Linked DNA regions of Homo sapiens: region 2 is linked to region 1. Evidence: chromatin contacts called from ENCODE Hi-C data. All regions are on one chromosome and are shown on one strand. The core of a region is the stretch at or near the end of the contact, and the rest is flanking DNA. Distances in the headings are between cores, read along the strand shown. Region 1 holds the start of TOM1L2 (target of myb1 like 2 membrane trafficking protein). Region 2 holds the start of AKAP10 (A-kinase anchoring protein 10).

The links. A loop is a pair of places that touch in the nucleus more often than their neighbours do. Pooled maps may share reads with other maps.
Region 2: a loop to region 1 is called in a map of B cell, with 12 times the contacts of the local background. The contact joins the promoter of AKAP10 here to the promoter of TOM1L2 in region 1. A Hi-C loop is called at or near these places in 2 of 168 maps with a recorded cell type or tissue (B cell and CD4-positive, alpha-beta memory T cell) and 6 of 50 pooled maps.

What each region holds. Positions count from the first base shown.
Region 1 is chr17:17,970,238-17,973,649 of GRCh38, reverse strand. TOM1L2 (target of myb1 like 2 membrane trafficking protein) reads left to right here and starts at 1,250. Exons shown (of 15, transcript NM_001082968.2): 1 at 1,250-1,388. The coding sequence starts at 1,337. It overlaps DRC3 (dynein regulatory complex subunit 3), which reads right to left and starts at 788. Exons shown (of 14, transcript NM_031294.4): 1 at 676-788. RefSeq lists enhancers at 497-816, 1,188-1,757 and a silencer at 1,497-1,546.
Region 2 is chr17:19,975,888-19,979,448 of GRCh38, reverse strand. It overlaps AKAP10 (A-kinase anchoring protein 10), which reads left to right and starts at 1,621. Exons shown (of 15, transcript NM_007202.4): 1 at 1,621-1,857. The coding sequence starts at 1,770. RefSeq lists an enhancer at 538-1,251 and a silencer at 1,724-1,913.

The sequences.
Region 1 (3,412 bases), core at 1-2,500:
AAAATAAAAAATAAATAAATAAATAAATAATGAACAAAATTTTTCTTAAAAAAGAATAAAATCAATCACTTACTGAATGCTTACTGTGTGCTCAGTGCACATGCATTATTTAAGTACATGTAAGCTCCGGAGGCCATAAAAAGGGAGTCCTAATGCCCTTATTTCCCAGCTAGGGAACCTGAGGCTCCAGGGAGGTAAAGGAACTTGTCCAAAGTCGTACAATGAGTTACTGACAGAGACGGATACAGAACTTGAGTAGCCGTATTCACATCCAAAGCGGTATATACAGTACCAAGATGAAATCATTTGATAGTTATGAGGTCAGTTATGATGGCTAAATTCTGGGAAAAGTTATCAGTGGACCGGGTACCTCTCTTTCTATGAAAGGAGGCTGGAAGACGGAACCCCTTAAAAATCCATTCTGGCCCTGCTCCCTCGGGAAATGCTTCCTTAGTATTTTTTTTTTTTTTTATTCAAAAGCTTGACAAGCCCAGGACTAAAGTGTCTTGGCTGTCTCACACGACTGTAAAGTGGCTGGGAGAGGACCTACGTGCTCATTTTATAAATGAGAAGGGCCGGGCCGGCGTTCTCCGAGAAAAAGGTCACAGGAAAGAGTTACGTCGGGCACTATCTGTCCCTGCAAGTCCTCCGGGAGCCTCAGCTCCCAGGTCTCACCTTCTCAAGCGCTGGGAACTCGGCGGTTCCACGCAGCAGACGCGTCTCCCGGTTGCTGGGGAACCAAGCGCCGCGACTTGGTTGCTAAGGGGAAGTCAGAAGGGAGACATCCTGGGTGAAAGTTGACAAGTCACGTGACCACATCTCCGTGTGGTGAAACACTCCTTACACCAACCAGCCGTAGAGAAAACAAATGTTTCTCCAATCAGTACTTTCTATGGGCGGGGATATTCCTAGATTCACCTCTGTTCCGTCCATTTGCGTGATTGACTCGTCTTTTGTCCAATAATAGTAAGAATCCTTTAGATTGACCAATATACAGAGGAATCAAAATGCGCAGCTTCCCCTTTGGGGGCGGGCCAGGGGAGGTGCCGCCACGGCTGACAGGGACTCCGGTGACCTAGCTCGCTCCTCCGCCCAATCGGACGCTGCGGGGTGGGTGGGGGCTTTGCTGACAGAGGTGTAACGACCAATAGGAGGCGGGCTTCGTAGGTGTCCCCCAATAGAGACGCGGCAAGGGGGCGGGGCCAAAGGCCCTAAGCTCGGCGTTCCAGAGAGTGGGGAGGGGGCAAGTGTCAGTCAGGACGGGAGTCCGGCGGGTTACAGCGGAGGCCTAGGTGGCAGACAGGGGGCCCGGGCCGCTGCGTGTTGTCCACCCAAGATGGAGTTCCTCCTGGGGAACCCGTTCAGCACACCAGTGGGGCAGTGCCTCGGTAAGGCCGCGTGTGGGGCAGGAGGCTGGGCAACGGCGGCCGCTGATCCGGCTGGTGAGGACCGCGGGCCTCCGCCGGGCGCCGGTGCCACTTCACGAGCGGGCTGGGCCTCCGCCAGCCGCGGGTGCCACTCCACGAGCGGGCTGGGCATCCTGGTCGTCGGGCCTTTGCCGGGCGCTTGTGCCACCTCACGGGCGGGCTGGGCATCCTGGTCGTCTGGCCTTCACTGGGCGTCGGTGCCACCTCACGGGCGGGTTGGGCATCCTGGTCGTCGGGCGTTCGCCGGGCGCCGGTGCCACCTCCCGGGGGGGCTGGGCCTTCGCCGGGTGCCGGTGCTATCCCACGGGCAGGCAGGGCATCTGTGTCCTCGGGCCTCCTCCCGGGCACTGGTGCCACCTCACGGGCGCGCCAGTGCCACTCTGCCAGGAGGCACCCCTGAGGCCCAACTTGGACTCGGAGATGCCCCAGGCTTCCCTGCCCATCAAGGCTCAGCCCTTCCTTTTGCTGCTAGAGGTGGTGCCAACTGCTGGTCTGCTTCCCCAATGCGCTTTGGGAGATGCCACTGCATGTGTCTTTATCCAGCCCAGCAGGCTCACTGCCACTGCCCCAAGGACCCAGTTCTCCCAAACCCTTTGTGGGATGTCACCTTCTTCTCCATCTTTGTCCCTCCTCTTCGGTACCAGCAACCCTCAGACTGGGCACCCTCCCAGAAATGCCCCCTGCTCCGGGACTTGCTAATTTGAGCTGCAACTCAGCTGTGCTGTAGGAGGGACTGGGATAGGAGGAGGGGCTCTTGGAGGGTGATTATCTTGGCAGGGGGATGGCATGCCTGCAGTGCCTCCCAGGAAAGAAGGGAGGCTGTGTTATTTAATGATAAGAGCCCTGGACTGGGAATCATGGAAGCCTGGACTCTAGCAGTGGTTTTGTCAGTGACTCCATATGACCTTGTGCCCTTTCTGGTTTGAAGTTCCCCTGTCTGTCAAAGTGTTTGGAGATGAGATGTGATAGATCCCTTAAAGTTCTCAAGTTTTGATATTCTTTGTAGTACTCTGCACATTGACTGTTGCTTCCTCCCCCACCTCATATTAAGTTTACCAAAGCTGAAATCTTTTGTTGGCAATGTAGAGAGAATGGTACTCAGCATTATCTGTTAATCCTATAGGGGGGATGTGGACACCTGGGGACACCAGAGATGGCCAGAATCATGGATAAGGAAAGCCCAAAGTGTAGGTAAAGGAATACTGAAATGGCCACCATATGGGACTTCCTTACTAAGAAAGCAACTTGCCTTTTTACCCAAGGCAGTGGCTTATGCCACTTGATCAGTCAAGAATGCTGATTAGTTTGTTTGAAAACTGGATTCCTCCTGGTTGGTTGAAGGACTGGTAAAACGTCTTTTATGAGCCAGGATCTTTGGTGTTCTTATGGGCCTGATTTCAGCAGTAGTGATTTGTTTATTTTCTGCTTTGCTTATGAAATTTTAGCTTACTTTCCAGCCTTTAGTGGAGCCTATAAACTTATTGAGGTCTCTCCTGTTGGCTAATTAGCATTTAGGAGCCTTTCTTTACTTTCTGGCGTAGTATCTTTTATAATGCATGAGGGACCCCAAAAGAGTGTTTTCCCACCTTTTTGACATCTTGTCTCTTGCTGCCCACTGGAGAGTCTCTGGATTCTCACTTCCTTACTTCTTCCCCATGTCCTTTTCCACTCTCTTCAGGTGCTCTTGCATGGCAGCCACACTCCAAAAACTAATTTCCAGCCAGTTAATGGAGGGAGCCAGAAAACTTGCGAGAATTGTTTTCCTTTCTGTCCCCTTTATAATAGGAAGCTCTACACCTTTAAAATGACAAGGTAGTAAATGAGGGGTAGAAGTTAAAGGGGATTTAAAATACAAATGTGGTTGGGTGCGGTGGCTCACGCCTGTAATCTCAGCACTTTGGGAGGTTGAGGCGGGCGGATCACAAGGTCAGGAGATCGAGACCATCTTGGCTAACACGGTGAAACCCCGTCTCTACTAAAAATCC
Region 2 (3,561 bases), core at 372-2,871, 2.0 Mb before region 1:
CTCTAACAATATAGTGAAAAGACCATATTATTATTAGAGCAGGTTAAGGGATTTGCCTATTTCGGGTTCTAGTTATAGTCTTAAACTTGGACATTCTTGTAGAAAGTAAAAAGTTTCCTCTTCAAAGTTCCCCTTCTTGTTAAAGAATACATCATAAGTGTTAGAAGTAATAGTTTATTTTAAAGACTAACTTTCTTCAAGCCTCCTTGCTTTGTGCTAATAACTCTTTGTTAAGCCCTATCCTATGTAACTGTTGGACATGCTCACAGGCACGTTCCAGTTCACAGCCTATGCCCCTTCCTTATTTGGAAATGTTATTGCTTCCTTAAACCTTTCGGTAAGCAACTTCCTCTCCTTCTTCGTTCTTCCTTGCACTTACCTATTTAGAAAGTTTTAGGCTATTAGCAAATCGGCTATCAGTTTAAGAGTGTGAGGTCCCGCTCCAGCCAATGGATGCAGGACATAGCAGTGAGGACGACCCAAATGCGTAAGGGATAAATATGTTTGCTTTTCCTTTGTTCAGGTGTGCTCTCGACATCGTTCCATCTGCGATTGAGCACCCTTTCTGCAGAAAGTAAAGATTGCCTTGCTGGAGATCTTTTGTCTCCGTGCTGACTTTTCTTCGTGGCACCGATTATCTATTTCTAACAATTTTGGTATTTCTAACATTCTGAACAATCTTGGGCTAGTTGTCTCTTCTGGGCCTGTTTCCCCATCCGTCACATGATAAACTTCATTGGTTTAAAAACCCCAGCGAACATTTATTGAGTTACTATTACCTTCCTGCCCTCCCCAACCCCAACCCCAGGGAGCAGTTACAACCTCAGCCGCTGAGCGCACTCGCCGGGTGTTAAGAAGCACCAAAGACAGGGAGGCTTGATTGATTTTGCTTTGGGAGTAGAGGGTCAGAAGATTCACAGGAAAATGGCATTTGAGCAAGGATGATTCACTGGAGCTAGCTTTTAAATACTGGCGAGGCTTTTATGTTGCAGTCCCTTACAAAGTTGAGCATTCGCAGGGACTGCACTCCGAAATAAGCCCGCTTCCCCTTTTCATTCGCTAATGATCCAGGGAGCTGCTGGTTCCGCATGCGGCAGGTTGTGCCTTTTCCTAATCAGGGTTCTGCATCGCCTCGAACCCGCAGGCCGTGGCGGGTTCTCCTGAGGAAGCAGGGACTGGGGTGCAGGGTGAAGCTGCTCGTGCCGGCCAGCGCCTGTGAGCAAAACTCAAACGGAGGAGCAGGAGGGGTCGAGCTGGAGCGTGGCAGGGTTGACCCTGCCTTTTAGAAGGGCACAATTTGAAGGGTACCCAGGGGCCGGAAGCCGGGGACCTAAGGCCCGCCCCGTTCCAGCTGCTGGGAGGGCTCCCGCCCCAGGGAGTTAGTTTTGCAGAGACTGGGTCTGCAGCGCTCCACCGGGGGCCGGCGACAGACGCCACAAAACAGCTGCAGGAACGGTGGCTCGCTCCAGGCACCCAGGGCCCGGGAAAGAGGCGCGGGTAGCACGCGCGGGTCACGTGGGCGATGCGGGCGTGCGCCCCTGCACCCGCGGGAGGGGGATGGGGAAAAGGGGCGGGGCCGGCGCTTGACCTCCCGTGAAGCCTAGCGCGGGGAAGGACCGGAACTCCGGGCGGGCGGCTTGTTGATAATATGGCGGCTGGAGCTGCCTGGGCATCCCGAGGAGGCGGTGGGGCCCACTCCCGGAAGAAGGGTCCCTTTTCGCGCTAGTGCAGCGGCCCCTCTGGACCCGGAAGTCCGGGCCGGTTGCTGAATGAGGGGAGCCGGGCCCTCCCCGCGCCAGTCCCCCCGCACCCTCCGTCCCGACCCGGGCCCCGCCATGTCCTTCTTCCGGCGGAAAGGTAGCTGAGGGGGCGCCGGCGGGGAGTCAGGCCGGGCCTCAGGGGCGGCGGTGGGGCAGGTGGGCCTGCGAGGGCTTTCCCCAAGGCGGCAGCAAGGCCTTCAGCGAGCCTCGACCTCGGCGCAGATGCCCCCTGAGTGCCTTGCTCTGCTCCGGGACTCTTCTGGGAGGGAGAAGGTGGCCTTCTTGCGCGAGGTCAGAGGAGTATTGTCGCGCTGGTTCAGAAGCGATTGCTAAAGCCCATAGAAGTTCCTGCCTGTTTGGTTAAGAACAGTTCTTAGGTGGGGGTTAGTTTTTTTGTGTTTCTTTGAGGACCGTGGATCAAGATCAAGGAAATCTCTTTAGAACCTTATTATGGAAGTCTGAAGTTTCCAAATGTTGAGGGTTTTATGTCTAAAAGCAACACGTGAAAAAATTGTTTTCTTCACCCAGTGCTGTCTTCCAATTTCCTCTTTGGGGGGAGGGGTAGTTACTGCTGTTACTAAAATAAAATTACTTATTGCTAAAGTTCCCCAACAGGAAGACCACTACTTTTGATGACTTTGGCAAGTTTGCTAACTACTGGAACCCTAACTTACAAACGAACTACTTACATTTTTGATTTCCAGTTGTATTACCTGCCCAATGTTTACGTAGAAACAGCTTAATTTTGATTCTGGGTAACGTTGTTGCACTTCATTAAAAATACATATCCGAAGTGAGCAAGTATGGGTCTGTGGACAGCAGTGATTTTTCCTGTCAATTCCTGTTGCTTCAGATAAAATGTACCAGACAGAGGCCGGGCGCGGTGGCTCACGCCTGTAATCCCAGCACTTTGGGAGGCTTGGCGGGTGGATCACCTGAGATCGGGAGTTCAAGACCAGCCTGACCAACATGGAGAAACCCCGTGTCTACTAAAAATACAAAATTAGCCAGGGTGGTGGCGCATGCCTGTAATGCCAGCTACTTGGGAGGCTGAAGCAGGAGAATCGCTTGAACCTGGGAGGCGGAGGTTGCGGTGAGCCGAGATAGCACCATTGCACTCCAGCCTGGGCAAAAAGAGCGAAACTCCGTCTCAAAAAAAAAGTACCAGACAGAAATGGGTTTTGTTTTCTTTTTTTGTTTTGAGACGGAGTTTCGCTCTTGTTGCCCAGGCTCGAGTGCAATGGCGCGATCTCAGTCTCGGCTCACTGCAACCTCTGTCTCCCAGGTTTAATCGATTCTCCTGCCTCAGCCTCCCAAGTAGCTGGGATTACCCATGCCCCACCATGCCCGGCTAATTTTTGTATTTTTAGTAGAAACGGGGCTTCACCATGTTAGGCTGGTCTTGAACCCCTGACCTCAAGTGGGCCTCCCACCTCGGCCTCCCAAAGTGCCAGGATTACAGGCATGAGCCACCGCGGCCAGCCAGAAATGGGTTTTGGAAAAAGCACTAAACAAAATCGAACTTGGTTTCATATGACAGCTCTGCTGCTAACTGTAACAGGGGCAGACCAGTTAACCTACTTTTCTGTCTTCTGTCAGCTGAGAATTAGATGATTCCCAAAGGCCCATTGAACTCTGAATGACTTTAAATACTTCTTCTTAAGTGGGTACACGGTTTTGGTAACTGATGCCAGGTGATGAATGCATGAAAGTGCTTAATGAATGAAACCGGTAAAATAGTAGGAGGAAGCTTTATTGGTAAGGCAGGGGTATACCTAATAGCTCTCTAATTTATTGGTAT